3 separate regions of the Homo sapiens genome follow, and all the other regions are linked to region 3. A link is an interaction called in ENCODE POLR2A ChIA-PET data of the cell type or tissue named here. Cell type or tissue: Caco-2. All regions are shown on one strand. Each heading gives the region's core, and the rest is flanking DNA. Links, peaks and the distances in the headings are about the cores only. Region 1 holds the start of LOC93429 (a long non-coding RNA gene). Region 2 has its middle 35 kb from the start of IGFL3. Region 3 holds the start of IGFL2 (IGF like family member 2).

Region 1 (10,762 bases), core at 2,851-7,850, 63 kb before region 3:
GAGGGGTGGCTTGAACAGGAGAAATTCAGTTCCTCACAGTTCTGGAAGGCAGAAGCATGAGATCAAAGTGTTGGCAGGATGGTTTTTTCTGAGGGTCTATCCCTTGGTTTATCCATGGCCAATTCCTCCCTGTGTCTTCACATGGCCGCTGAGTGTGTGTCTGTGCCCTAATCTCCTCTTCTTATAAGGACACCAGTCAGCTTGGATTAGGTCCTGCTCATATGACCTTTTACTGTAATCACCTTTTCAAAGGCCTTATCTCCAAATACAGTTATATTCTGAGATACTGGGGTTAGGACCTCAACACATGAATTTAGGGGGAGACATAGGTCATCCCATATTAATGCCCAAACAAAATTTATTACTTCACATAGTCATGCCCCAAATGAAAATTAAACAACCCAAAATTAAATAGAATTTTTAAATTTCATCATTTCTTTATTACTATTTTATTTTTTTATTTTTTTGAGATGGAGTCTCGCTCTGTCACCCAGGCTGGAGTGCAGTGGCGTGATCTCGGCTCACTGCAAGCTCTGCCTCCTGGGTTCATGCCATTCTCCTGCCTCAGCCTCCCGAGTAGCTGGGACTACAGGCACCCGCCACCACGCTGGGCTAATTTTTTGTATTTTTAGTAGAGACGGGGTTTTGCCGTGTTAGCCAGGATGGTCTCGATGTCCTGACCTTGTGATCTGCCTGCCTCGGCCTCCCAAAGTTCTGGTATTACAGGCGTGAGCCACCGTGCCTGGCCGATTTCTTCTTTTTTTTTTTACTATTAATGTTATTTTTTATGAGAGACAGCACGCCAAGTATTGCTGTAAATATTAGGATTAATTCTACTGATGTACTTCATGATCATGTATATTTTATGAAGATTTATTAGATCAAAAATTACAAGACTTAAAGTTACCACTCTTGGATTAACTGTACATTTTTAGCACTGTTTTTATCTATTGGAATATTTTCATAGCTATAGTTAGTAAAATTCACCATAATCATTAATTAGAGCCATAATTACACTTTTATAATAAATATACATTTATACTTTAACCGATGGATAAAACATCAACCTAAATATCCAAAAGGAAATTTTTAATCAAGTGACTCCTAGGAGGGTGTCTGTTCTGACGGTGGCTATTCAGGAACAAAGAGCAAATCTGAAGAAAAGGCCTGGTTCCCACTCTGGCCACACCTGTTGCCACACTGATGGGATGTGCTGATCACAGCAAGATCACAGTCAGGATAAGTGTGGGGCCAGCAATGGCCTTTCTCAAGGCACTTTGTGCTGAGGACACGTGACAGCCTGTGTGGTGTGTGTGTGTGTGTGTGCGCGCACGCGTGTGTTTGCTTCTGTTTTTCTGTGGGTAAATACATGACCCAGTAATTTCTCAAAATAATTTTATTCTTACTACATAAGATCCACTCCATCACAGCTCTTTGTGTTCTGCTTTCTTGTTTATTGGATACCTCTTCAGGCCCTGGACGGCTCATGGAGGAGACAGGGACTCTCCCCAGGTCGAAGGCCCAAGGCCTGGATGATGGGGTGGGGCCCAGGATGGGTGCCAGGGGTCTGGAGGACATGAGTGGATGAAGGCCCTGGGCTTCAGCTTCCTCTTGGTGGAATGTGGGTGATGAGGTCCGACCATGCAGCGCTGCTGTGAGGACCGGATGAGAGGATCCCTGGGAGGTGGCCGGTGACTTGGTACCGTCACCTCAGTGACTGTTCTTCATCCTCATGGATGTTCAGAGAAGACTGGTTCATTCCCTCTGGTGGCCGTCTGTCCACCAGACAGGACCGATACATCCTCTGAAAATTTCATCACTTTAGGCAATAGCACTTTCATTCTTTTCCAGTTCATCTGATGCCATTTAAATCGACCTGGTGATTCTGGGAAGCCCGGGATTCCTGTCCCTTTGAGGAGACGCCAGGTGCCATCTGTGTGCATGCGTGGCATTTGGGCGGGAACCCAGAGCCCCGACTCTGGGCTTGTTGAACTCAGGTCCAAGGAGGGATTCACTACGTTGGTGTAAGGTGCGGTCTGTGTTTCAGATTCTTGTGCCAGATGAGGTGATGCTTTGATGTCAATACCTCGCGTTGGGGGAAGGTGGAGGATCTGGACCAGTGGTGTAGGAGGCCAGGATGGGGCGGGACCCAGACACATGAGGATTCCGGGTTTCAGAAGGACGGAGCTGAGCAAGGCCACTCGGCGCACGCGCGGTGCCTTGAGCGCCTACATCCAGATGTGCATCTTCCGTGGGGCCGTCCCGGGGCGGGGTCTGAGCTGGGAGACCTGCCTCTCTCCTGCTCTCCTAGAGTCACTTAAAACTTTTTAGTTTTCCGTTTAAATGACCAAATGAGATCATTTCATGGGGTGGTGGGGGGAGTGGAGGCAGGGAGAGTCACAAACAGAAAGCGGCCAAGACAGCTGTGGGAGAGGGAAGGGGAAGATGGGGTGAGTGGACAGCCACAGATACGACTGGCACTGACATTTAGAAGAAGATTGGGTGGAACCAGGGCTCGGTATGGCTTTGGGCAGTTCAGAAACTGAAACAGGGCTGTGGATGGGGCTGACCCGGGCGCTGTGGATGGGGAATTGCTGTGAGCAATTCACGCCTGGAGATTTGGCTGGGCATGGGAACAAGAATGAGGGAACAGGGAGTTTGGGGTGGGGAGCGAGCCCTGGTGGTGGCTGAGATGGGAGATGGGTTCGGTTGGGAATGGGGTCCTCCCCTCCTTACCCAGAACACGGCTTCGGGGAGCCATTGCTCTGGGGCGGCTGCAGCGGAGTGAGCTGGTGATCAGCCGATCTCAGCCACTCCTTGTATCCCATATTCCTAGAGGAGCTGGTGATGTCACGGCATGTCTGGCCCTCCTGCAGAGACAGGCTGGGTCGCTGGGCAGTAAAGGAGCCAGGCAGGGTATGTGTCATAGTAGATTTGATCTCAGACACTTTGAGAACCCAGGGAGAAGTGGTGCACCCTCCGCTTCTGTGTCCTACATGCCCCCTCTTTGGCAAACAGGAAGGTGCAGCATGCTCCTATAGTTACCGCCCTCCCCCACTCACACAGCCACACAGTGATTCCACAGGATCCCATTGAGCTATGACTTTCTCCACTTTCCTTGGTACATTGCTAACCCCTGACATCCTCTAATCAGGTCCTAACTTCACAACCCAAGCCCATGGCCCAGGATGCAGTAACTGCTCACTCACCTGCAGCTCATGGCATTCGGGTGGGAGAGACTGTGCGACTCAGGCACCTGACTTTCACAGGTTTGGAAGGTGGGAGTGGAGCTGGCGGGACCCCTGGGACTCACACTCCTCTGGGGGCTCTTCAACTCCTTCTCTGTTTCATTAATGGTCATTTATCCAGGAGAGGTCCACTTGGAAGCCCACATGTCCCAGGCTTTGTGTCAGACACTGGTGATGCAGTGCTGAGTAGAAAATGCAAAGTCAGTGTCTTCGTGACGTTCATGACAGTGAGAGGAGAGAGAGAGAGAGAGAGAGAGAAGGTAGGAGAATAAAACTCCTGATTTTGGTTATTGTCGTTCTTGTGTTTGGTGTCATTGTCACTGTGAAGTTCTGGTGGTGGAGAAATTCCACAGCCCTCCTGAGATTTTCAAGGACATTTTTCCTTAACGTGCTTTTTCAGAGGGTCGGGTGTGTGATTTCCCCACAGAAGAGCCATCTTGGGGTCAGGACGAAAAAACAGAGGGGAAGAAGCTGTCTTGGGTCAGTTCTGTGGGCCCCTCCCAGCTTCTGCAGGATTTCCTCAGTTTGTGAGTTCACAGGCCACACCTGGTATGGACAAGCCATTCTCCCCAGGGTTATTCCCAGCAGGGGATGTATGTGGTCAGATCTGTGTGTGTGGAAGATCCTGTATCTTTCTGGGGAGCATGGACAGGGGCTTCTCTCTGGAGGCAGGCGACAAGGGAAGAGGCTGCAGCAGAAATGATCTCATGATAAATACCAGAGTGCTCAGCACGCACCTTCCCCAGGGGAAGAGCAGACCCTGCTTCCAGCACCATCTCCCTGTCTTCTCCATTGGCCTCCATGCCTTGTTGCTGTGGGGTAGAGTGTTGTTTTCCAGGACACAGATTAGGACGTGCTGATAACATGGAAAACCATCAGTTGGGCATAAGCAATGTTATTTTTTAATTGAAAAAAAAAATGGATTAAGAAATGGGACAGTGTGCCCTAACCAGAATGCTGTGCTAGATTGTTTATGACACTCTTATTGGAACTGTGTGTATTCCACGTAATGGTAGAATATCATTCTATCATTCGATCATATTATACTATTGTACAATAGAAGTAGGGAAGCTGCTGACAGCAGGAAATGCCAAGTCCTCAGAGGTTTCACATTCCAGGAACCAAAATCTGCCAGCCTGGCCCGAGAACCTGGGTATCATTCAGGAGTGTCTGTGAACAGGGCCTGTCTTCCTTTCTCAGAGAGACCAGGCCTGGGGAGTTGGGAAGCCCATGGGTGAGAGGTCAGGAGACCTGGGTTCTTGCCTGGCCTGCGTCACTGACCAGCAGCAGTACCTCAGCCCGTGTCTTGCTTGGATCCAGGAAGCGGGGTGAGAGAACAGGCAGGGCTGGCAGATCTTGGCTTCTGGAATGTGAAACCCGGAATGTGAAACCCCGGAGGACGTTGGCATTTCCAGCTGTCAGCAGCTCCCCCACTGCTTGCCCTTTTATGCCAGGAAAAAATAGAAGGAATCTCCCTCCTGGCAGATTTGGAGTGGCCTTTCCATCTGCCCTCAGGGAAGCCCTGCTAGGAAACAGGCAGGAATGAGGTGGAATTTCAGGTGTGCAGGTATGTCAGGTATGTAGAAGGAAGGCCGGGTTTCCCCAGGCCAGAGGCCTGTCCGCTGCTGGCTGACAAGGAGGAGTCTGTGTGAGTCATTTTCTCCAAACACTATGTTGGGATTTCAGAAGCTCCCTGCAAGGTGGCTTCTGTTGACCAAAGCCTAATCCCTGCTCTGGCAGGATCCTTCGTATGATGCAGACCAGTGAATTAAGAGCCTCCATGTCATAGGAGAGGCTGGAGGAGAGGCCCCAGGGTTTGCCAACCAGGAATGAAGCTAGAACAATCTGCTGAGCTGAGACTCAAGATTCAGGTGCCATTTCTGTGTCTGGAACAGCCTTTCAGCCATTCAGAGCTATTGCTTGGATGTGAGATGTTACTGTGGATACACCCAGAGACACAATGACTGTGCTACCAGAGATTCAAATGTATCCAGAACCCCACCTGCAAGGCCCTCTGGGAAGGAAAGTGTGAAGCTTCCAGCCTCTGCAGACCAGAAAGTCCTGAAGAAGTTGGCTGGATGCCAAGTGTCCACCTCCACATCATGCACACCCTCTGTGATGGTTAGTACTGAGTGTCAACTTGATTGGATTGAAGGATGCAAAGTATTGATCCTGGGTGTGTCTGTAGGGGTGTTGCCAAAGGAGATTAACTTTTGCATTAGTGGGCTGGGAAAGGCAGACCCACCCTTAACGTGGGTGGACACTGTCTAATCAGCTGCCAGCAGAGCCAGAATATAAAGCAGGAAGAAAAACGTGAAAAGGCTAGACTGGCTTAGCTTCCAGCCTACGTCTTTCTCCCGTGCTGGATGCTTCCTTCCCTCGAACATCAGACTCCACGTTCTTCAGCTTTGGGACATGGACTGGCTTCCTTGCTCCTCAGCTTGCAGATGGCCTATTGTGGGACCTTGTGATTGTGTGAGTTAATACTACTTAATAAACTCATATATATATATAAATTGTGTCCCTCTAAAGAACCCTATTAATTGTGTCCCTCTAGAGAACCCTGATTAATACACCTTCCCTGGCTCTCACTGCCCTCGACTTAGCACAGTTCCTTGGAAGAACCACAATGTCTCTCTGGCTTCTGCCTCCAATTCTCCCATCCCTCTTCATTTTTCATTTTTCCCTTAAATGTCACCCACCTTCTGGAATCTTCTTGAACACCAAGGCTGAGGTCAGTCACCTGTCACCTCCCGATAGCACCGTGGATGTTATCTGCCACGCTCTTACCATGTTTCTTTGTGGCTTTTCTGTTAAGGCAGACACTTGAGAATTAGTTCCTGCTAAGGTTTCTGATCATCAACAAGAAGGGAACAAGTCCTTCCAGTGACCAAACTGATAAAGGGCTTTATTTTTAGCTGAACCAGAGCAGAATATTTACCACCAGATGTCTGGATGTTTCTTTCCGCTCCCCCCCTGCAGCCCCCACAATTAAGTATATGCGTTTACTTAAGTTTTCATGTGTATGTGTGTGTTTTCAAGTGTGCAATTCAATGGCATTTCACAATGTTTGGCAATCATCTGTGATATTTTGAGCAAAAAAATCCACAGTCATTACTGGACTCTCAAATACATTATGGCCCAGGATAGTTAAGACCAAAGGACCAGTGGAAGGTTTTCCTTCTTCTTCTTTGCAGGAATTTAATCCCTTCCTGTGTGAATGTGTTTGTTCTGAGGAGAGGGGAGAGGTTTCCTCTGAAATAAGTCATTTGGGATCAAAGTTGAAGAAGCCACTCCCCTGAGGGAAGCTGACATATTCTTGACAATTTTTGCTTTCGCTTTTTGTGTGTGTGTGTGACTGTGTGTAACCCAGTAATAATGTCACACCTATTTTTCTTAGTAGTTGCAGTGAAAGGATTAATAAACTTAGGAATCTAGAAGGCTCTTCTGAGTACCAGCCATCCCTACCCTCTTCTAGCAGGATGCTGATGCTGTTGACAGCCTGGGCTCCTGCAGCCCTGGACATGGTGTGTCCTATGTTGGGAGGGCTAAGGGGACAAAAGGTGGGCTGTGGAGAAGAGCCTTAGTTCTTCCCCAGTGCATCTGACCCCATAGGGCACAGCTGAGAAGCAGCTCCATGCGGAAGCCCTGGAAGGGAGAGAGCTTTAAAGACCTTCAGGCAACAATTCTCACCAAGTCACCATGACAGGACAGACAGGTTGAGTGAGACACACCCTGAACACAGGGCTTTCATCATGCTTTCACTTTTCTTTCATTCATTTAGCACACACTATGCACTTACTCTGTGTCAGTGGATGCTGGGGACACGACTGTGACTTAGCTCCAGGCCCTGCTTTTCTGGGTCTTATAGTCTGGGGAGGACACAGACCCCTCCAAAAACGGTGATGACCCAGGGTGAGCAAGGCTGGGAGCAGCGCCCAGGGCACCAGGAATGGCTTCCTGGAGGAGGGCACCAGAAGACAAGCATTGGATGGCTCTGGCTTTCCCGCCTCTCTTCTTGCCCACAGTTCCCAGAATCACTGTAGAATACAGTAGAAATGTGTATTAGTCCATTTTCACACTGCTAAAAAAAACTACCTGAGACTGGGTAATTTATAAAGGAAAGAGGTTTAATTGACTCATAGTTCTGCACGCCAAGGTGGCCTCAGGAAATGTACAATCATGCTGGAGGGTGAAGGAAAAGCAAGGCACGCCTTCCATGGTGGCAGGAGAGAAAGAGAGCGAGCCGGGAACTTCTACACACTTTTAAACCATCAGATCTCCTGAGAACTCCCCCACTATCAGGAGAACAGCATGGAAAAAACTGCCCCCATGATCCAATCACCTACCAGATCCTTCCCCTGACACATGGGGATTACAATGTGAGATGAGATTTGTGTGGCAAGACAGAGCCAAATTATATAAGAATGCACCATCCTGAGTAAGGAGGAACTGCCTGAAAGTGCCCAAGCTTGGTTTCTATTCCTCCGAGAGAATGCAACACCTTGAGCTAAAGAGAAACTGCCCAGGACAGCCCTGGCCTCATTCCCATCCCTCCTAGAGGGGGTGTCCTGCCACACTAGCCCAGGGCGTGTCCACCACATCTAAAACCCAGAGCTCACTGCTGAGTCCTCAGCTGTGGTGCAAGTGGGGCAGGCATGGGAGACTCTATCTGCCCTGGGCAGTGCTCCTGAGCCCCGGGAGACCAGTTTGAATGTCCTTCTGCTGCCAAGACAGAAAGCACATGGTATGCCCAGATGTGCACTGGATGTGACTGAGGAAGGGCTGGGAAGCTGACAATATCCAAAAATTGAATGTTCTTGTCGTACAGAGAGATGAACAGTCATGCAGCCTAGGCTTCCGCTGTCCCTCGCTGCCTGTCTGTAAGTAATTAACCTGCTTTGTCGAACTGGCTGTGGCTGTGGGTGTTCTGTTCACCACGCTCAGTGTAGTCAGAGTGCAGCCCAAGATGCGGTGGCTGAAGTGTTCAGACCCCTATTCCGGGTGGTTAGCGCAGTGGTGACCTTTGCCATCCTCCCTGCAGTGGGAGTCCTCCCTTGGGATTGGTAACTCACAAATGCTGCCAATTTGGCAGAGCAAAGAGAGTCCAATCTGATGAACCCATGGCTTACTGGGTGTGCTATAACATGAAAATGTTTGTTCTTTGACTCTTGTTCCTACCATGAAGCTAAACTTGGAATTTCCTGAGTGATAGGAATGTCTTTTGTTCTTCCAGATGAGACTCTTTCAGATCACACCAGCTGAGTTCATGCTAAAAATGTGATTTAGGGGCCAGGTGCGGTGGCTCACACCTGTAATCCCAACACTTTGGGAGGCCGAGGCGGGTGGATCATCTGAGGTCAGGAGTTTGAGAACAGCCTGGCCAACATGACGAAACCCCGTCTCTACGAAAAATACAAAAATTAGCTGGGCATGCTGGTGGGCGCTTGTAATCCCAGCTACTCGGGAGGCTGAAGCAGAAGAATTGCTTGAACCTGGGAGGCGGAGGTTGCAGTGAGCTGAGATCATGCCACTGCACTTCAGCCTGGGTGACAGAGTGAGACTCCCTCTCAAAAAAAAAAAATGTGAATTAGGGAAGGGTCCCCAGGTAGCCTCAGTATCATGCCAGTCATCACAAAGACCAAAAGATTTGAGGATTAGAGGGTAGAAACTTTCAGTATCACCCACCAACTTCCAAGAAAAGTGGCAATGGCGAGGAGATAAGGACCAAACTTTATAAAAACTCTTGAAAAACTAGAGTTGAACTTCCCAGTTGCTGAACATGTGGAGGTGCTGAGAGGATGGGGTGTCCAGGAAGGCCAGGGAAGCTCCCACCATCCCCATCGCTTCCCCTGTCCACCTCCCCTTATGAGCCTTGGTGAGAACTGTTCTTCTCAGTGTACTCAAGCTACAGACAGGTCTTAAGCAGGGGATAGAAGTGATCAGATTGTGATTCAGGAAAATCCGTGTGTCCTTCTGCTGGGAGGAGGGTGGGTGAGAGGATTGAGATGGGAGCATGAGACCAGGCAGGAAGCTGATGGAGCAGAAATTCTCATGCAATTTCCAGAGTCCTGCAGGCCCACTCGCTGTCATGGGTGGATGAGATAAGCACTCACACCCCCGACCCCATTTCTCATTCTGCCTTCTGGCCTCCCCTCTCCTGAAGCTGCAGGGTAGAGCAGTGATCTCCAACATGGGGATTGTGACACTCTCAGGTTGTGAATCAATTTATTCATCAACATGGGTATCTTATACATTCAACTAGAATCAAAAGAAATAGAAGAGTGTGCATGGCACAGTGTCTTATTCATCAGTGTTCAATTAAACTTTCTTTTGGACTGATGTAATATGAGTGCTTCCTAGCAAGTCACAGCCAAACAGTTACTAAACACTGGAAGGAAAAATCCTCTGGGTATAAGCTCGCCTCCATCTTTCTTAAAAATCACTGACTACCTGTCCGGGCATGTTGCTCCCCCTCACCCCGCCCCACACACACAAAGAGTTCAGAGCTCACAGTGTCAGTTCTAGGTGCTTCGTATGCTGAGACTGGGTGTGGCATTTGGCCTGGTTTTCTGTGCTAAAAACAGGGTTGAATTTAGGCCTGGAGAGCAGCCAGTGCCAGGGAGAAAAGCACATTCCTGAGGGCAGGGCTGGAGTTGCCATCTCTTGGAAGAGAGGAGCCCAGCTGGCCCTCCTTGGCCTTGGTCCCCATCTGTCAGGGCAGCTGAGTCAGGCTGGGTAGAGAAAACAGCAGTGGGTGATGATGACGGGGCAGGGGGTGTCAGAAGCTGGGTTCGAGGGAGGGCAGTGGGGCAGGGCCAGGGCTCTGTGGATGCAAGAGTCCCTCTCTCAGCAATCCTGAGACTTTGTGGTCAAACAGCCCTGGGTTGGACTCTTCTCTCTACATTTTCTCAAAGGGTCAGATAAGCTATTTTCTAGTAGCCCTGTTTATCTCCCTGTATGACAACAACATTAGATTTTTGGATATTGTCAGCTTCCCAGCCCTTCCTCAGTCACCTCCAATGCACATCTGGGCACACCATGTGCTTTCTGTCTTGGCAGCAGAAGGACGTTCAAACCACTCAAGCCCCAGCCCACAGGCAGCAACCCTCACCATAGCCCCATGCTCAAAAACTAGCCAAAGCCACGTGTTTAACGGCCCACTTGCTTCACACTGGACCAAGCCTCAATCCTTCTTCTTGGGGAGTGCTGACACTGGTAATGTGGCGTCATCATCTGGGGTAAATACACAAGGTTCATTGTCTCAAACCAAGAAAATCGAGTACATGGACACAAGAAGTGGGTTTAGGAGCAGGGGTTTAATAGGCAAAAGAGAGAGAAAGAAGAACAGCTCTCTCTCTCTCTCTCAGCACCTGAATGGGACTTCCAGCCTACAGCAGAGTGCACTGGATTTTATAGACGGGTTTGAAGAGGTGGTATCTGATTTCCATAGGGCCCACAGATTGGTTGGATCAGCTGTGACATTTACATAGTGCTGGAAGAAGCTGACCACC
Region 2 (10,762 bases), core at 3,832-8,831, 58 kb after region 3:
AGAAATTATCATCAGCATGAACAGACAACCTGCAGAATGGGAGAATGTTTTTGCAATCTATCCATCTGACAAAGGTCTAGTATCTAGAATCTACAAGGAACTTAAACAAATTTACAAGAAAAAAAAACAACCCATCAAAAAGTAGGCAAAGGATATAAACAGACACTTCTCAAAAGAAGACATTTATGTGACACACAAACATATGGAAAAAAGCTCAACATCACTGATCATTAGAGAAATGCAAATCAAAATCACAACAAGATACTATCTCATGCCAGTCAGAATGGTGATTATTTAAAAAGTCAAGAAACAACAGTTGCTGGCAAGGCTGTGGAGAAACAGGAATGCTTTTATACTGTTGGTGGGAATGTAAATTAGTTCAACCATTGTAGAAAACAGTGGCAATTCCTCAAGGATCAAGAACCAGAAATACCATTTGACCCAGCATTCCCATTACTGGGTATATACACAAAGGAATATAAATCATTCTATTATAAAGATACATGCACATGTATGTTTACTGCAGCACTACTCACAATAGCAAAGACATGGAATCAGCCCAAATGCCCATCAACGATAGACTAGACAAAGAAAACATGGCACATATACACCATGGAATACTATGTAGCCATAAAAAGGAATGAGATCATGTCCTTTGCAGGGACATAGATGAAGCTGGAAGCCATTATCCTCAGCAAACTAACACAGGAACAGAAAACCAAATACTGCATGTTCTCACTTGTAAGTGAGAGCTGAACAATTAGAACACATGGACACAGAGAGGGGAACAACACACACTGGGGCCTGTCAGTGGGGGCAGGGGAGGGGAAAGCATCAGGATAAATAGCTAACGCATGCAGGGCTTAATACTAGGTGATGGGTTGATAGGTGCAGCAAACCACCATGGCACACGTTTACCTGTGTGACAAACCTGCATGTCCTGAACATGTATCCCAGAACTTAAAATACAATAAAATTTAAAAACACACAAAAAAAAAAGAAAAAGAAAAAAACAAAATTACAGCACAACAAAAACAGATTGGGGTGAGGTAATGGAGACTTTCACTTTCAGCTCTATAGACTTCTATCATTTTGAATAGGACATATATATTCATACATTGCTTATCCAATAAAATCAATCTAAATATTTTTTTAAAACCAACCCCTCTGCAAAATAAGTTTTCTTACTTTTGATAAAAAGTAAAACTCAATTGGCCATTTTTGTGTGGGTCTATTTCTGGATATTCCATTACATTCCATCAATCTATATGTTCTTCCATTCACCAATAAGATACTGTCTTGATTACTACACCTTTATAAAAAGCCTCAGAATCAGGTCCCTAAACTTTGCTCTTCTTTTACAAAATTGTCTTAGCTATTCTAGTTCTTTGGCCTTTCCTTACACATTTTAGAATCAGCTTTACAATACTGACCCCCTACCCCTGGCAAAAAAAAAAAAAAAAAAAAATCCTCCAAGGCTGTTAAGTTTGCTTTGAATGTACATATCAAGGTGAAGAATACTGACATCTAACAATGAGTCTTCCAGTCCATGGCTACAGTATATCTCTCCTTTTATTTAGATCTTTATGTCATCAGTTTTTTAACTTTCATGCATACAGATCCACACATATTTTGTTTGATTCAGGCCTAGATATTTAATTTTTGATACAATTTTAAATTGCTTTTAATTTCAAATTTGAATTGTTCAAACAGACAGACAGTGAACAATTCAAATTTGAATTGTGCCATAGACTATTGTTTATAGTCTACAGAAATACATTTTATTATTTTATATTAATTGACTTGGTAGTCTGTGAACTTGCTAACCTAATTTATTTGTCCTATGAATTCTTTATAGACTCCTTGGGATTTTCTACATCGGCAATAATGTCTGTAAATAGACAGTTCATCACTTATTTTCCAATCTGCATGCGTTTTTGCCTCATTACACTAGCTAGGACTTCCAGGACAAAGATGAATAGAAGTAGTGAAAATAGACTCCCTTGCCTTGTTCCCGACCTTAGGAGGAAAACATTCCATCTTTACCATTAAATATGACATTAGCTGTAGGATTTTTGTAGATGTCTTTTACAAAGTTAAGCAAGGTCCCTGATATTTCTAGTTTTCTGAGAATGCATTTTATTCTGCTTATGAATGTTTTAATTACTCAGAAACCCATATACACTTCCAGTGAGATATTAATGTCTTAAGTTTTATATTTTGATCACCATTAGAGAAATTATCTTTATTAACAGATGCATTTTATAAAGCTGAGATTTTCATAATCATAAAGGCAATTTCCTCATCAAGTGTCCAACTATTTCAAATATCAAGGTCTTTAAGCAAAGATCTTCAAAAATTTTATAATTAAAAATAAATCACCAATAAAGAGAGGCAACTTCTACTAAATATTTAGTTGTTATTAAACTAATATTTAATTTTAATTTCCTTACAGACTTAAGTTTATTAGCTTGAGGCGAACTTTAATAGTTAAAAATTATTTATCATTTTGAAGTCTTAAAAATATCATTTTGTCAATTTTAAATTGTCACTTTTCTGGTTAAGGCTACCTTGTATATAAAAGTATCAAACTTCCCAAAAACATTTTGGAGCCATTTCTACTTAGAGAGACAGTATGCCCTTTTAAAAGATCAACTACATTATAACTTAGATTATCTGATAAAATAACAATTTCAATAAATGGTCAAAAATTAGGTATTACAGACAGGCATGATGGCTCACACCTGTAATCCTGGCACTTTGGGAGGCTGAGGCAGGAGGATAACTTGAGGCCAGGAGTTCAAGACAAGCCTAGGCAACACAGTGAGATCCCATCTCTACAAAAAAAAAAAATTTTTTTTTTGAGACAGGGTCTCACTCTGTCACCCAGGCTGGAGTACTAGAGTACAGTGGTGCAATCTCAGCTCACTGCAGCCTCAGCCGCTCAGGTTCAAGTGATTCTCCCACCTTAGCCTCCTGAGTAGCTGGGACTACCAGCGCACATCACCAAGCCCAGCTAATTTTTGTATTTTTTGGTACAGGCAGGGTTTTACCATGTTGACCAGACTGGTCTCAAACTCCCAACCTCAAGTGATCCACCTGTCTCAGCCTCCCAACGTGCTGGGATTACAGGTGTGAGCCACTGTGGCTGGCCAAAAAAAAAAAATTTTTTTTAATTAGCCAGGAGTGGTGCTGTGTGCCTGTAGTCCCAGATACTCAGGGGACTGAGGCAGAAGAATCGCTTGAGCCCAGGAGTTTGAGGGTGCAGTGAGCCATCACCACACCACTGCAGGCCAGCCTAGGTGACAGAACAAGACCCCAATCTCTAACAAACAACAACACAAAGTTAGTATTGCATTAAGAAAAGAAACAACCTCAAAATGTGAATCAAGAAAGAGCCTTGACAGTGAATGAAAGTAATTATTTAACTTATCTTGAAATCCAGGTTTGAACGTAAAAAATGTTTACCAAATGTGATTAATTTCTCCCCATTATAGAAGAAATGTGACACTTCAAACTTTTGATTATGGTATATACACTTAATGCATTGCATTTTTATAGATTTTAGTTTAACCAGTAATTCAGAAAGGCATTAAAAAATAAATTGAAACTTTATTTTTATATAAAAATTTATCATGCTGTTTGAGTTCATTTTTTAAAAATGCTTTTGTATTTGTCATTGAAACTGTTGAGGCTCTCAAATTCCATAGCTAATGACTGTGTTTCTTTAGCTAAATAATTCTTTCAACTAAAGACATTAAGTGCACAGTCATCTTTCAGCTCTTGTAGCTGCTTCTGTATATCAGCAACAAGAGTAAGAAATCAGAAACATTAGGACTCTAAGTTGAACAAAGGCTTTCATTTCATGGTAAGCCTGTTTTACACCTACAATGAATGACATCAGTCTTTCTTACAAAACATATTATAAATAAACTAGGATATAACAATAGGTTATCTCAGCAACAGAAATACAACTCCTAAGGAGAAACACAAACATGGAAAACACAAGTGTCTCTTCTAACAGAATAATTTGTATACTGATTAAAGTTTTTGACTGTGTACTAATTTGAAAGAAATATGTAGGCCAAGCACCTTACATGCCAAGCACCTTACAGAACTGAAGACATTCTAAGTAACAGTTTGCCTATATTCTTTCATAAATATCCCCACTTAATGGCCTCCTCACACTAAAACGTGCTGTTTAAAAACATAAATGTGGACCACTTCTCAGTGGAATCCTTCCCTAGATATCTACTTCTTACAAATGTTTTTCTATGAGGCTACAGGCATTTGGGAAGAAGGGCAGAGCAAGATGGTGCATTAGGACTCTCTAGTAATCATTGCCCACACGGAAACATCAATTTGAATGATTCATGCACAAAAATACCTTCAAAAGAGCTAAGGAAACCAGGTGAGAGATCACAGTACCTAGTTATAGCATAATAAGAAAAGATGCATTGAAGAGAGTAGGAAGAACAATTTTATGTCACCCAAATTACCCTTCACTCAACCCCAGGCAGCATAGCACAGAGAGAGATACATACTGTCTGCTTGGTGGAAAGAGAGGAAAGTAAACAAAATTTTGCCTTGGACCCTAATACTGGATCTTCCACAGTAAAACCCTGCATTAGGCAGACCCCTGCAACCGCTCAACCCATATCAGTACCTATGGACTAAGCTTCCAGAGCTGCCCGGGAACCAGATGGGAACCCACAGCCCCTGCAAGGCCAGCTCAATCCACAGTTTGCATCACTGCTAGCCTGGGCCCTGGGCTACAGACAAATCTTGGCAGTAGGCAGGCACCAGCAGCCACAGGCTTCAGGCATATGCCAGCTCTGTGCCAGCCTCAGAAGCCATGAGATTCCAGCCGGGCAACGTGCTTGTCATCACGTACCAGCATAGGTCACCCTCTAGAGTTGTAATGGCCACAGTGGCACAGAGATCACACCAGTCTGTCCAGGCTATCTAGACAGGCTTATTGTTGAAGGGCGTTCCCAGACAAAGCCAGTTTACAAAGACTGGAAATAAGTACCTACTTCTTAAAATATGCAGATGTTGACGTGTGGCCACAAGATCAAGAACAATCAGAGAAATATGACATTAGCGGGGAGACAAAATAAAGCACCAGTGACTAACAATAAAGAGATGGATAAATATGAACTCCTTACTAAACAATTCAAAATAACTTTTTAAAGGAAGCTCAGCAAACTTAAAGAAAATACAGAGAAACAATTCAAAGAAATGAGGAAAACAGTAAGTGGCTAGAATAAGAAATTTAGCAAAGACTGAAATAATTTTAAAAAACTCAAACAGAAATCCCAGAGCTGAAAAATACAATGAACAAAATTTTACATGCAATACAGAGTCTAAACAGCAGAACTAATCAAGTAGAAAAAAGAATCTGTGAACTTGAAGACAAGTTATTTGAAAATGTACCATCAGAGGGGAAAAAAGAAAAAAATAATAAAAAGAAATGAAGAAAGCTTATGGGATTTATGAGACAGCATCAGAAGAGCAAATGTTTGGGTCACTGGAATTAAAGAGGGAGACCAAGAGGTAGAAAGCTTATTTAAACAAATAATAGCAGAAAGTTTTCCAAACCTGGAGAAAGATGTAAATATCCAGGTACAAGAAGGTCAAAGGACTCTAGCCAGATTCAATCCAAATAAGATTACCCCAAGCCATATTATAAGTAAACTGCCAAAAATCAAAGACAAAGATAGGATCCTGAAAGCAACAAGAAAAAAGAAGCAAATAACATATAAGGGAGTTTCAATATGCTCACCAGCAGACTTCTCGGAAACTTTACAGACCTGAGAGAGTTCAAAGTGCAGAAGGGAAAAAAAAAAACCTACCACCAAGAATACTATACCCTAAAAGGATCTTCTTCAGAAATGAAGGAGAGATAAGACTTGCTCAGACAAACAAGTGCTGGGGGAGTTTACCTCCACCAGAGCCATCTTACAAAAAATGCTAAAGGGAGTTTTTCAAGCTGAAAGAAAAAAATGCTAATGAGTAACACAAAAACATCTGAAAGTACAAAATTCACTGGTAAAAGTAAGTATACAGTCAAATTTAGAATTATACTGTAACAGTGGTGTATAAATCACATGTATTTCACATGAAGGTTTAAAAACTATTAAAAATAATCACAATAATTTGTTAAGAGATATGCGACATAAAAAGATGTAAATGATTACATCAAAATTCAAAATACAAGGTGCAGAGCAGTAAAAGTGTAGAGGTGGGCTTTTTTGTTATCAAAGTTGTTATCAGCTTAAAATAACATATGATAACTATAAGGTTTTCTTGTAACTATAAAGTTTTTTTTGGTAACTACAAACCAAAAACCTATAGTAGATAAAAACACAAAAATAAAAAGTAAGGAATCAAAATATACTGCTAGAGAGAATCACTTAACCACAAAGGAACAGTAAGACAGGAAGAAAGAAACAAAGGATCTATAAAACAATAAACAAAATAGCAGTAGAAAGTCCTTACCTATAAATAACTTTTAAGATCTACCAGAGTCTACATTAGCGCCTTTAACCCAGTCATGTTCATAGAATGACTTCCTTTTCCTATTTCAATCCTTTATAGCTTTGCTGATTATTTCCTCTGTCTGGGACATCCTTGTTTTGTTTTGTTTTTCAATCTTCTCAAACCCCAATCAACATACAACAGTAGGCTATGATATTACTTCATCTGTGAGGTCTCAAATGACATGATCACTCCAGAAGAGCTCTAGATATGTCTTTATCTTTGTATTCTCATCGCCTCTTCTCACATTGTTTTGTAACTTCATTTATTGTCACCCAAATGCCTCAACTCCAGAACAGATATTATCTTGTTATTTTTATATTTCTAGTGCACAATTAAGCTCTTAATATATAGAAAGTGTTCAATAAATCTTTGTAAATCAATGACAAGAAGCTGAATGGAAGAGTTTTAATTTCTGGTTAGCAGTTAGCCAAGTAGATGAATGATGGCACCATTCAACAATATAATGAACACGAAGTGTAAATATATATGTTACAATTGAAGGTTGTGTCTTAAATTTTAGTTGTTTTGATATTGAGACTCAGTGGTGCTGAATAAAGTCTGACAATTAAACATATGGGTTCATTAGTTAGTACAGAAAAAAAGCCCTTATCTTAAATAATAAACAATGTAAATGGATCAAATTATCCAATCAAAAGACACAGAATAAAGGAAAGACTTTAACACAGCTGACTAGATGCACTGGGTACTTGCCTCTTTTATGGAGAGGAAACAAAATAGTCCATAGATAATGACACTTCAAATAGATCATCTGAAAGAGGACATTAGAATTCAACAGAGAAGTAATGGGAGGCACCAAAAGCAAGGAAGGAGAGAAAAGTGAAGTGGCCTGCCGAGCCAGAATCAACTGGGCGAATGGTGAGAGACCCCCAGTGGTCCACATTTCTACCACAGATTCCTACAGTCCTAGCCACAGGAGAGCCCCTCAGCCCTCACAGGTCCTGAGACTAACATAGGGAGCTGTCTGGAGACTGCACTATGGCATTGCTCCAATGAGATGGAGTCCCACAAACTCCTAAGTCCTAATCAGCTGCATCAAGGCACCATTGTATGAGCTCCACCTCCACTAGACTGCATCCTTCCCTGGGCCAAACAGCCCTCACATCCCGATATCCCTGGAGCCCAACTGACATTCCCCACCCACTGCCAGGACCAAAGTGGAAACTGATGACAGCAACCCTTTCCCATCAGTAGAGGGGCAGTCATGCATTTTCTCATGCCCCAAGGACAAATTCCACTGCCTGCTGCCACTTGCAGGCTACTGCAGGGTTGAGGCACAGGCAAAGCACACATGCCCCAGCCACCTGCCTAACGCTGCTCCCACTAAAAGCAGTCTCACTGTTCCCAGTAGCATGGCCGCAGTGCAGCTCCTGCTGCCCTCAACTGAGCATTCCACTGGCAGCCTGAGGATCACCCTATCCCTGATTACCAGAGCCAGTGCCTACATACATCATCTGGGGGCCTGAGAACAGGTCTGCCTGGCACAGCTCCACCTCCCCAGTACCTGAGCACCCATCAAAGGGGCCTGCAGATCACGCAACCTGGTCTACTACTGATAGCACCTGAACACTTCTCTTAACATCTGAGGTTAGGCCCAACCAGCCTGCCACTACCACCACAGCCAGCACCCACCTGCAGGTGCCACCTGTGAGCCTGAGGAATGGCCTGCCTAGTGCACCCCAGCTACCACCAACATCAGCACAGACTGCTTGGGTCTCAGAGGATTGTCCCATCACTGCTACTGCCATTGCCCATGCTACTTATGCCCAGGGCCCAAGAACCTGTCCACCCATCCAAATACCACTGCTATTCTCAATACCTGATCAAGCGACCTGGAGGACCAACGATTGGCCTGCCTGGACCTGCTAACACTGATGCCAGTGTATGCCACCCTGGGGCCCAAAGACAGGCACATTCAGCCCACTACTGCCACCGTGGCCCAAAACCTGGCCTACCTGGCATCCCAGTCTCCAGCAAAACTTCATAATAGCCTTCACTAACAATTGCACCCTAAGCCACTGAGAAAATGAAAGACACCACTGATGCTGTTTATAGCCAAAATAAATCACACAGAGACTACACTACTGCATGTACCCACAATCAAAGCCAAAATTCCCTACCCAACCAACATCATAGATACAACTTCAGGAAAAAAATCCTCCCCATGAGAGCAAATTCAAAAAATTGGAAGAAGCCACTCTTACACCAGATGTGCAGATATCAACGTAAGAACACAAGAAACATGAAAAAGTAAGGAAATATCCAAAGGAACACAATAATTCACTAGCAACAGATCCCAATCAAAAAGGAATTTATGAGGTCAGGTGTGGTGGCGAATGCCTGTAATCCCAGCACTTTGGGAGGCCGAAGTAGGCAGATCACTTGAGGTCAGGAGCTTGAGATGAGCCTGGCCAACATGGTGGAACCCTGTCTCTACTAAAAATACAAAAATTAGCCAGGCATGGTGGTGCGCACCTGTAATTCCAGGTACTCAGGAGGCTGACATACAAGAATTTCTTGAACACAGGAGAAGGAGATTGGAGTGGACAGTGGAATACCACTGCACTCCAACCTGGGAGACAGAGCGAGACTCCATCTCCAAAAAACAAGAAAAAAAAGGAATTTATGAAATCCCAGAAAAAATTCAATATGTTGTTATTAAAGAAGTGAGTTGTTCTCAATGACATACAATACAAAAAAACCAACAATATTAGAAAAACAATTCGGGCTATGAATGAGAAATTTATCACCAAAGAGATAGGTATCATTAAAGAGAACCAAAGATAAATTCTAGAACTGAAGAATCCATTGAATGAAATAGAAAATACACTCAAAGGCTTCAAAAATAGACCATATCAAGCAGAAGAAAGAATCCCAGAACTTAAAGATGGGTCTTTTGAAGTAACCTAGTCAGACAAAAACAAAGAAAAAATAATTTAAAAGAATGAGTGGAGCCTACATGAAATATGAAGCACTATTAAAGCAATAAAATATTTGAATTGTTGGTGTCCCAGAAGGCAACCAATGTTCCTGTATGGTTTCTTTGTTGTTGCAAAGAACAAAAATGCAAAGGAGAAAAGAAAATCCTTTTCATACAAGCAAATGCTAAGGGACTTCATTACTGCCAGACCTGCCTTACAAGAGTTCCTTAAGGGAGTGTTAAACATGGAAACAAAACGCCATTACCAGCCACCACAAAAACACACTTAAGTATATGGCCCACTGTCACTATAAAGCAACTATACAATCAGGTCTACATAACAACCAGCTAACAACATGATGACAGGATCAAACCCTCACATATCAATATTAAACTTGAATGTAAACAGGCTAAATGCCCCACTTAAAAGACAGAGGAGCATGTTAGATAAAGAAGCAAGACCCAACTGTATACTGTATTCAAGAGACCCATCTCAAATTAAATGGCTCAAAGTAAAGGGATGGAGAAAGATCTATCAAGCAAACAGAGAACAAAAAAGAGCAGGGGTTGCTATTCTTATTCTAGACAAAACAGACTTTAAACCAATAATGATCAAAAAGGAAAAAGAAGGGCATTACATAATGATAGAGGGTCAGATTCAACAAGAAGACTTAACTATATGAAATACACATGCACCCAACACTACAGTCTGGAGTCAAGAGAGACTATTTTGGAGCTTTAAGTTTTTTTGTTTTGTTTTGTTTTCTTTTGGTGTTTTTTGTTTTCCTTTTTTTTTGAGCTGGAGTCTCACTCTGTTGCCCAGGCTGGAGTGCAGTGGCGCAATCTCGGCTCACTGCAGGAGCTTTAAGTTTTAATGACTGCCCTGCTGGGTTTCAAACTTGCATTGGGGCCTGTAGCCCCTTTCTTTTGGTCAACTTCTCCCTTTTGGAGAGCGACCCAATAGCTGTACTCCCATGGTATGTTGGCAGTAAATAACTTGTTTTGATTTTACGGGCTCATAGGTGGAAGGAATTCATGTCCAGATGAGACTTGAGACTTTTGACTGAGTTGATGCCGGAATGAGTAAAGACTTTTCAGGACTGTTGGGAAGGCATGGTTGTATTTTGCAACGTGAAAAGGACACGAGATGTGGAGACAGGGGTGGAATGATATGGTCTGGATCTTTGTATTCCCACCAAATCTCATGTTGAAATGTAATACCCAGTGTTGGAGGGGGCACCAGTGGGAAGTGCTTGTATCATGGGGACATATCCCTCATGA
Region 3 (10,762 bases), core at 2,404-7,403:
CCTGTAATCCCAGCATTTTGGGAGACCAAGTGGGGAGGATCACTTGAGGTCAGAAGTTTGAAACCAGCTTGGTCAACATAGCGAGACCCCATCTGTATAAAAATAAAAACATAAAAAAATTAGCCAGGGATGGTGGCACATGCCTGTAGTTCTAGCTGCTCAGGAAGCTGAGGCAGGAGGATTACTTGAGCCCAGGAGTTCGAAGCTGCATTGAGCTATGATCACACCACTGCACGCCACCCTGCATGATAGAGTGAGATTCTGTCTCAAAAAAGAAAAAGAAAAAAAAAAAAAAACCTAAGGAAGCTACTATGACCTAAAGACTAATAGAAAAATTCAACAGGATTGTAAGATAAAAGAGATCAACATATAAAAAGCAATTGTATACACTAGTAAAAAACCATCTAAATATGAAATTAGGAATATAATTCCACGTACCAAAGAGAATAAAATACTTATGAATAAATTGAACAGAAGAGGTGCAAGATTTGTGCATTAAAAACAACAAAACATTGTTGAAAAGAATTAAGAATATGTAAATAAATGGAAATACATCCATGTTCGCAAATTGGAAGACTTAATATTGTTCAGGTGCCAAAAATCCCAAATTGATCTATAGAATCAATGCAATCCATATCAAAGAACTTTTGTGAGATCAAGTGTCACTCTGTCACCCAGGCTGGAGTGCAGTGGCGTGATCATGACTCACTGCAACCTCCGCCTCACAGGCTTAAGTGATCCTCCCACCTCAGCCTCCCAAGTAGCTGGGACTACAGACGCACACCGCATGCCTGGCTAATTTTTTGCATTTTTTGGTAGAGATGTGGTCTCACCATATGGCCCAGGCTGGTCTCTTAACGCCTGAGATCAAGCCATCCACCTTCCTTGGCCTCCAAAAGTGCTGGGATTACAGGCATGAGCCACAGGACCCAGCCTTCTCTGAAGAAATTAATCAGTTGATCCTAAAACTCATATTGAAACATAAAGGACCGAGAATAACTAAAACGATCTTGAAAAAGAACAAAATTGTAGAATTGATACTTCATGATTTCAAAGCTTACCACAAAGCTATAGTGACAGTGTAGGAGCTGACACACAGGATAGACATATAGATCAATGAATAAAACTAACAGTCAGAAAATAAACCCTTAGATTTGTTGAAATCAAATTTCAACAAAAGTGCTAGGACTATGAAGTAAGGGAACAAATGATTTTTCAACAAATGGTGCTGGGAAAACTGTATATTCATACACAAAAGAGTGGGCAGAAAGAGGATCTCTTCCTCATACCATACACAAGGATTAACTCAAAATGTATCACAGACCTAAATACAAGAGCGAACATATAAAACTCTTAGCAGAAATGTAAAATAAGCAACCCACAGAAAGACAAATACCACACCATCTCACTTGTATGTAGAATCTAAAAGAGTTGAACTCATAGAAGTAGAGAGAAGGGCAGTTACCAGAGGATTGGTGTGGGCAGATGGGCAACAGGGAGATAAGCAAATGATATGAAGTTACAGTTAGACAGGAAAGATAGGTTTTAGAGATCCACTGCAGGGCACGGTGACTATAATAAATAATAGTGTATTGTGGGCTGGACGTGATGGCTCATACCTGCAATCCCAGCACTTTGGGAGGCCAAGGAGGAGGGTTGCTTGAGCCTACAAGTTGGAGACCGGCCTGGGCAACACAGTGAGACATCGTCTCTATGAAAAACAAAATTAGCATGGTGTGGTGGTGCGTGCCTGTGGTCTCAGCTACTTGGGAGCTGAGGTGGAAGGATCACTTGAGCCTCAGAGGTAGAGGGTGCAGTGAGCTGTGATCACACCACTGCACTCCAGACTGGGCATCAGAGTGAGACCCTGCCTCTTAAAAAAACAAATGGTGTGTTGTATATTTCAAAATTGCTGAAGAGTATATTTTAAATGTTCTAGTGACAAAAAGTAATAAGTATATTAGGTGGTAGATATGGTAATTAATTTGATTTATCATTTAACAAGGCAAACATACATTAAATCATCATATTTTACCCCATAAATATACACAATTATTCTTTGTCAACTTCTTAAAAAGATTCCTAGCAGAAAACATACAAGTAAGTCTTAATGACCTCGAGTTAGGTAATATTTTCTTAGATATTACACCAAAAGCACAAGAGAGAAAAGAAAGAATAGACTTCATCAAAAATTAAAAACCTATGCACTGCAAGCAATAGCATCAAGGAAATGAACACAATCCACATAATGAGGAAAGTATTTGCAAATTATATATATGATAAGGGATGAGTATCCAGCATATCTTCTAAAACTCTTACAACTAAATAATAATAAAATAAATAACCCAATTTAAACATGGAAAAATCTGAATAAACCTTTTCTCAAAAAGGAATACAAATGGCCAATAAGCACATGGAAAAGACACTCAGCATTGTTATTTACCAAGGAAACGCAAATTAAAACTACACAGGATATCACACCCACCCACCCAGATGACTGTAATAAACAGGAAAATAGAAAATAACAAAGGTTGAAGAATCTGGAGAGAAATGTGAGCCCTCATACACTGCTGGTGGGAATGTAATTGATGCAGCTCTGTGGAAAACAGTTTGCCAATTCCTCAAAAAGTTAAACAGAATTACCATGTGGCGTAGCAATTCCACTCCTATGTGTACACCCAAGATAACTGAAAACAGGTTCTCAAGCAAATACATGTATACATATGTTTGTAACAGCACTATTCACAATAGCCAAATGGTGGAAACAGCCCAAGTGTCCATCAACAGATGAATGGATAAATGAATGCTGATACATGGATACAATTGAATTTATTCAGTTGTAAAAAGGAATGAAGTACTAATAAATTCTATAATGGGGATATGCCTTGAAAACATTAAGTTAAAAAAAAAGTTACACGAAAGGTCACTTATAAATGGTGTGATTCCATTTATATGAAATGTCCCAGATAGGTAAATCCATAGAGACAGAAAGCTGACTGGTGGTTGCCAAGGGTGAGGGTAGAGGGGAAAGAGAGGAACAGCTAAATGGGCATGCGGTGGTCGGGGGCTATGGAGCCAGGTGACTCGGAGGTAAAAAGCAATTCTGGAAGATGACTGAGCTACTCTTCCTTCAACTTGAGAGAGGAAGGAAGAGAAGGAAGGAGAGGAGGGAAAAGACAGGGAGGGGAGAGGGGAAGAGAAGAGAGGGGGATGTGAGACAGAGGGACACAGGGAGATGGGGAGGGGAGGGGGAGGGGGAGAGGGGAAGAGGGGGAGAGGTGGAAAGGGTGAGGGGTGAGTGGGAAAGAGAAAGAGAGAGAGAGAGAAAAGGGAGAGAGAGAAAAGAGAGGGAGAGAGAAAGAGAGGGAGAGAGAAAGAGAGAGAGAAGAGAGAGAGAGAGAAGAGAGAGAGGGAGAGAGAGAGATGGTTGCCCAAAAAGAAGTTAGTGAACACAGCAGGCATTGCTCATCTTGATGGAATACACACAACAAAACTCAGTCCACTGCCTGGGCTGCCCTTACTTACCCAGCACACTCCTGGGGTAGTCGGTCCTCATGCCTGAGACACTGAACCTCATGATTTCCTGGCGCTGAGAGCCCAGGAACTCCAGGCAATAGTGCCTGGGCTACAGGGCTGGGTCTGGTTCGAGGGCAGGATGATCCCCTCATCACAGTCCCAACAGATTGCAGATCTAGTCTCCACTCCTGAGTGTCAACTGGCACAACCACAGTCCAATATCTGGAAGAGTCAGAGCTGATGAGCTGGCAGGGGACCTCTGGGAGCCCCCAACCCTATCCACAGTGCTATAATCCTCCCTCCTTTCTTCTCCCTCCACTCACCACACCCATTCTCACCTATGGTCCCTTCTGAGTCTGAGCCCAGGAGTTCAAAAATAAAGATCAGCTGAGAGAAGAATGACAGTGATTCTGGGGTCACCAGATCATGATCATGGGGCACAAGATGATGTCTCTGAGTTTCTTTGGTTGCTGTAACAGCTCAGAGCAGATTTTGGGACTGACTCTGTGTGCAGGTTCTGGGCATTGGGCTTGGCAGGTGAGGAAATGCAGGGAGGGCTCTGGAAAGGGTTAAGCTTCTGGAATTTGCAGGTGGGGAAGAGAGATTGCAATGCAGTCAGAGAGGACACGGGTGATTATGAGGTGGGAAACCAAGAATTAAATAGGGAAGAGAGAATTAAGTTTGAGGTTCAGAGGTACATTAGGGATAACAGTAGGCATTAGCTCAACCTGGGGCAAGGGTTACCTTACCGAAGATTCTGGGCACCATGGAGCTTCAGAGCAGCTGATGGGACAGCAGCAGTGCAAATGGGTCAGTGACTTTATACAGGGACTTATGTAGGCTATGAACTTATCCACATTTAGGGAGGTGCCCAGAAGCACTGGCCTCTTGGAAAGGGTGGGGCATGAGAAGCCACAGAAAGCATAAGAAAAAACTGCATCAACAGCTTAGTAAGATGTTCCTGGACCTGTTCCAAGTGACTGCTACCTTCTCAGACCTCTCGAAATCTCAGAGTAAAGGCTTCCCTAGAACCTTTCAAAGCCGTGAGTGAGTGTCATTCTTTGAACTCTGCCCACGGCAAAGAGACTTGAAAGAGATTCCTTGGCTCTCACTTATCTGAGAGCATACTACTCACCAAACATCACAGCTGGTGATGAAACTTCATATTCATCCACCCTGAAGTTTCAAGGGGTCCCTCTACTCCCCATCTCAGTCCGGCTCCAGACCTGCACTATGAGAAACAAACGCACCCGTCCAAACCCAAAGAATGGACTCAGAGACACAGAAAACAGTGGAAGCAAGACTTTTAATGATGGTCTTGCAAGATTGAATGTCTGGTAGGCAGGCACACCCAGTACGGTTACAACAAGCTATTTATCCCCTAGTGCACAAGTCTCTCCCCTGGTTCCTCGTAGGCTAAGTACGATGGGGTCACGATCTTCCCAGACGTCGCCTATTGGTTGCTGGGTTGAGGCTTTTAGGTGTTTTCTTTAGGATTGTCTCACTGCATTTTGTTGCAGCCTATAATACATTGCAATCAAAGCCAGCTCGAGGGCTTTTCAAGTATTTGACTTATGACCTAGGCAGTCAGGCAAGCTGATAAGAATAGATAAAGTGAGCTATTTTGCTGGCTAGTAAACTTTCATTCTAGACTAAACTCTGGTTTGGGAGAGGGTAACTAAGGGGACCCCGACAAGCATGCACCAGCTATGGGCCTAGTATATTCTGTCCTTCCATAGTTTGTGGGCCTCAGCCTATCTGAGGTACTTTGTCTTGGAAATGGACCACCATATCCATTATTATAATTGTAGACAGCACTGTCTATAATTCTTCAGAGTCATTTAGGGGAAACTGTGAAGATGCAGCATAATCTAGAAAAAGAGCAGGGGCTGTAAAAACCCTGCCAGGGAGAACAGAAAAGGAACAGACAGTGATAAAATAGACATCTGGGATTCATAGAATAGATGGAAAGGCAGCCCCTTTTTGTTGTTGTTTCTGGAGTGCTTTGTCCAAGGAAACGCTCCTTCTGTGTTTCTTACTGTTATTTTATTGTCACCATCACTATTATTTGTGTCACTGGATACCATGTGGGCTATTATTAGAATGCGCTCCTGTGTTTTCCATTGACTTCCTTCCCATCCCACAGTGAGATAGGTGGGAGGGTGAGACAGAGATCAGGAGAGGTGTTAGGGCTTTATAAAAGTGCATTGTTAGTAGAAGAGTTCTGGACCTGATAAGTGAATTTAGAAAGGTTGTAGCGTATGAAACACACAGAAGTCAATTGTATTCCTTTATACTGGCAAGAACTAGTGGATACAATAATTTAAAGAAAAAAAATGCCATTTACAATACCCCCCTCCCCAAAAACTGAACTGGTATACTGTAAATCTAGGAGAACATATAAAGGATGTGTACGATTAAAGTATTCAAGGAAACCTTAAATACAGAGTGGTATATCATGTCGTGGTTTGGAATCTGTAATTTAGGTAAGATGCCAATTCTTTCCAAATTATCTACAGATTTAACACAATTCCAATCAAACCCAAGCAGGATTTGTCTGAGAGAGAAACAAAATAACTCTAGAATTTATATAGAAAAGCAATGGAAACTAGAATGGCCAACACAATTTTGGATGAGGAAAGATGGTAGAGGACTCACACTATCCAATTTCACAATTACTCAAGCTACAGTAATGACAACAGTGTAGTATTGGCAAATGGATAGACATGGATAGACACATAGATCAAAGGAACAGAATAGGTTCCAGAAATAAACCCAAACAAATATAGTAAATTGTCTTTTGGCAAAGATGTAAAGGCAATTCAATGGGGGAAAAGATAGTCATTTCAACAAATGGTGTGAGACAATGGGCATGCATATGAAAAAAAAAAAGAAGACTTCTACCAAAGCTCACACTCTATACAAAAGTTAACTCCAAATGGTCTAGATATGAAAAGTAAAACTACGTATTTCAAGGAGAAGGCATCAGAGAAAACATTTATATCTGGGAAAAGACATCAAAAGCATTATCCATTTTTTAAAAACAGATTGGACTTATCAAAATTTTAAAGTTAAACTTGATGAACAAATTGTTAAGTGAAGCAACAGACAGGCTACCAACTGCAGAAAGTGTCTGTGAATCACATCTCTAACATAGGACTTGAATCCAGAGTATATGAAAAACTCTCAAAACTCAAAGTGAAACAACAAACAAAATCATTAAGCATCGGCAAAATATCTGAACAGATGCTTTACAAAAGAGGACATACAGATAGCAAATAAGCACATGAAAAGTTGTTCAACACCATTAGCCATACTGGAACTACAAATTAAAACCAGTGAGATACTATCTCCCATCTACTAGAATTGGCAAAATTTAAATATATATATTAAATAAATAAATAAATAAATACACACACACACACACACACACACACACACACACATATATATGAGTGTGTCCTTAATTCTCTACCAGTGAGGGAAGCTGGAAGCAAGATGGGAAGGTGGAGAGAAGAAACCCTGAAAGGAACTAAGAGTTACTGGAAGGAGGGCTTTAATCTGGTGAGTGGGTCACTCACTGGTAGGTAAGTCACGTGTGGAAACCTGTTTGGGGTGTTGCAAGGATTGACTGTGTTGGACTGGACGAGGGAGGGCCACTGGGGGTGTAAGTGAAAAAGTGCCGGAGTATGTGTATTTAGATATTATGAAATTATACACAAACATATATGAAAGAGAGAGAGAGAGAATATCGACAATACCAAGTGCTAACAAGCAAGTAAAGACACTGAATTTCTCATATTTTACTGATGGAAATGAAAATGGTATATATATATAACCCCGAAAAACATTTTGGCTGTTTTTATAAAATTATACATTTACCATACAACCCATCATTCACACTCCTGTGTATTTATCCCAGAGAAATGAAACTTATGTTCCCACCAAAAAAGCACAATCGTTCATAGTATTTTACTTGTAATAGCAAAAAAGTGGAAACAACTCAAATATCTATCAACAGGGGAAATGGGAGACACACCGTGGTACACACACACAATGGAAACTTTTGAGCAATAAAAAGACAAGGAACTATTTACATACACCATGACTTGGCAAGATCTCAAAGGCACCGTGTCAGATACAAGAAGTTGGTCTCAACAATTACATAGGTAAGAATCAACTTAGCCTTTCCTGTGACACTCAGGAAAGGCAAAACTATAGGAAAGAGTGAATGCCAGGGGTTGGGGTTGGGTTTGGGGTGATGGAACTGTTCTGTAACCTGATTTTGATCGTGACTACATGAATCTATACCTGTGTTTAAATCCATTAAGTTGTGCATAGAAAACAGTCAACTTACTGTATGTTTTTAAATAAAATAAAATCAGGGTGTGGAAACTGACCTTTGTATTCACTTATTTATTCAGAAATAATTTTGAATACATATTTTATACTAAGTGCTGTTCTAGCTGCAAAGAATATAGCAGTGAGCAAAATAAGGGGTTTAATTTTGTTTAGAAGACACAGAAAATAAACATCGAGTAAGTATATTTGATATGATATGATATGAGATATGGTATGATATGATACGATATGATACGATATCAACCAATGATGTATGCCATGGAAAAAATAACAAAGGAGTTTAGGAGATAGAGAATTACGTGGACAGGTATCAGCAAGTCATGACTTGAGGGTCGACTGCCAGAAGCTAAGAATAATTGTGTTGTATCAATGGTCAAAAAGATCAAAAGAGGAGTAACATTTCATGACACATTTAAAATATATGAAATTATATGAATTATATGAAGTTGGCATTTCAGTATCCATAAATAAGGTTTTACTGGAACACAGCCATATTCACTCATTCATTCATGTATTGTCTTCATGCTTCTTCACTACAATGGCAGAACTGAGTGGTTGCAGAAGAGACTTATGTTTTGCAAAGCCTGACTCTTTACATAAAAAGTATGCCAACCGCTGCTGTAAACAATGCTAAGTGAAGGTGGTCAGGGAAGGCCTCTGTGATGAGTTATTTTCTGAGCAGAGGCCTGACAGAGGTGAGAGGTGGGCCCACAGGTTACTGGAAGAATCCCCTAAGGCTGTAGCCCCAGTTGGGGTTGCCTGCATGGGGCATTCAACAAATAACAGAGGCCACGTGTTGGGTCTGAGTGAGGGAATGTGAAGTGGCAAGTGATGGGTCACAGTAGACCAAGGGCCTGTTTATATAGCTCAGTAGGCCACTGTGCACAATCTTGATTTTCTCTGAGCCACAGGGAAGCCCTTGGAGGGGGTTTGAGCAGAGACAATATCTATAGTGCCTGGCAAATGGGAAGGGGTTTATAAATGTGAGCTATTGTTATTACCAACAATACCATCTGATAATACAGTTGACTCTTGAACAATGTGTGGATTGGGGTGCTGACACCCTTGGGCAGTTGAAAATCTGCATGTAATTTTTGATTTCCTGAAAATGTAACTACTGGCTGGGCCTGGTGGCTCACACCTATAGTCCCAGTACTTTGGGAGGCTGAAGCAGGAGGATTGCTTGAGCCCAGGAATTCAAGGCTGGAGCGAGCCATGATTGCACCACTGCACTCCATCCTAGGTAACAGAGTGAGACTCTTGTCTCAAAAAAAAAAAAAAAGAAGAAGAAGAAAACAAAAAACGTAACTACAAATAGCCTACTGTTGATGGGCAGCCTTACTGATAACATAAACAGTAAATTAATACATAGTTTGTATATTCTATGTGTTATACACTACATTCTTACAATAAAGTAAAATAGAGAAAAGAACACGTTATTAAGAATCACGAGAAAGAGAAAATATATTTACTATGTGTTCAGTGGAAGTGGATCATCATAAAGGTCTTCATCCTTGTCTTCACACTGATGAGGGTGATGAGGAAGAAGAAGCATTGGTCTTGCTGTCTCAGGGGTGGCAGAGGTGGAAGAAAATACAAATGGACCTGCATAGTTCAAGCCTGTGTTGTTCAAACATCAATTGCAGTAACATGTAACAGTCAACCCCTGCATTTCCACCCAGCAACCTCACAGAGCCAGTGCATTTATAGGAGTTAAATGAAATTTTCTCTCATTTTGTAATGTACAGGTATTCTTCACTATATAAACTTACACTATAACAATATTTGCTGTGAAGGCTTGACAGTGATAAGCTAAATGAGATTATCTGTATCAAAAGCTGTTATAATGTGCATGTAGAAGCCAGTGGAAGCTTTTAAATTGGCAGAAGTACACGCAAAAGGATGCAGAGTGCAATTAGCCAATGTCAGCAGCTCTCTGGGCTTGTCTGTACATACAGAGCAGTATCTCTCATCTTCCCTACCATTTTCCAGAGGGTTTCACCCAGCATGGGTCCCAGTAATAATATCTGTCAGCCACCAGTCGTGCTGCCTACTAAAGTCCAATTTAAATAGTCTCTTTCATATAATAATTTAAACATAGATAGATAACATACTTGTATATTTATATTACATCACAGTGCATTGTTTTTTCATTGCAGAAGGAATAGATAATTTGATTCAGATATTACGCAACGTATTTCTTACTTCAGATACCCATACTCACCAGTGAGTAAATGTTAACAAAGAATAACTCTTCTCAATGCTATATTTCACGTAGAAACCCTGGATAGACTGCTAGAAAGCTTTTTAAGAGTATTTTTGTAATGTTTGAGGAAATTACCTGGTGGTATTAACTGGGCTAGGAACATTATTATTTTTGTCACTTAAAATAATAGAATGCAAGTTTCTACATTCTGAAAATTTTCCATCCAACATACTTCCCAAGATGGATTCACTTGGCATGATAAGGGGTGTGTGTGGGGTCCCAGTTTACATGAACTTTATACACACATTTATGTTATTGGATGCTTGTAAGTCATTATTTCATTGTGCTTAAAGAGGAAACTGTAGCTCAGAGAGGTTAAGTAAATTTTTAGAATTCCACAACTGGTAATGGTGTACCTGGGTCCCTAAAGTCATGAGAGAGAATTATGAGAGTATTATTGGAAACTTCAAAGGTACTGAAGCCAGAATCTGCTAACAGCACTGATCTCTGAGGAGAGCAAATGAGCAAGGGAGGGGTGAGGTAAAAGGAGGAGAAGGATACTTTATTTGTAACTTTCAAAAACAGAAGTTTTGTTCTTTGCATGCATATCTTTGATAATTTAGGGTGAATTCGGGTTGGGCAAATACCCAGGAGACTGACCAATGGCAAGACAGTGAC

The links. Peaks named below come from ENCODE experiments on the same cell type or tissue, not always from the same donor. Only the 100,000 strongest peaks of a DNase experiment are listed, where the experiment ranks them.
Region 1: POLR2A ChIA-PET joins it to region 3 with 5 read pairs; 4 of 35 experiments call an interaction of 5 or more read pairs at or near these places.
Region 2: POLR2A ChIA-PET joins it to region 3 with 5 read pairs; 3 of 35 experiments call an interaction of 5 or more read pairs at or near these places.

The regions. Positions count from the first base shown.
Region 1 is chr19:46,205,458-46,216,219 of GRCh38, reverse strand. LOC93429 (a long non-coding RNA gene) reads right to left here and starts at 5,978. Exons shown (of 6, transcript NR_027003.1): 1 at 5,951-5,978; 2 at 4,542-4,611; 3 at 3,986-4,104; 4 at 3,210-3,430; 5 at 2,737-2,891; 6 at 1,382-2,423. It also overlaps a transcript of IGFL2 not described here. RefSeq lists an enhancer at 3,955-4,833 and a silencer at 4,654-4,948. In Caco-2, for the core only: no CTCF peak of the experiment used is centred there; DNase peaks (open chromatin) are centred at 4,839 and 6,939.
Region 2 is chr19:46,084,741-46,095,502 of GRCh38, reverse strand. It overlaps a transcript of IGFL2 not described here. Among named protein-coding and RNA genes, the nearest start is that of IGFL3, 35 kb to the left of the region's middle. In Caco-2, for the core only: no CTCF peak of the experiment used is centred there; no DNase peak of the experiment used is centred there.
Region 3 is chr19:46,141,801-46,152,562 of GRCh38, reverse strand. IGFL2 (IGF like family member 2) reads right to left here and starts at 4,325. Exons shown (of 4, transcript NM_001135113.2): 1 at 4,266-4,325. The coding sequence starts at 4,284. In Caco-2, for the core only: no CTCF peak of the experiment used is centred there; DNase peaks (open chromatin) are centred at 4,522 and 4,992; H3K4me3 peaks cover 704 bases.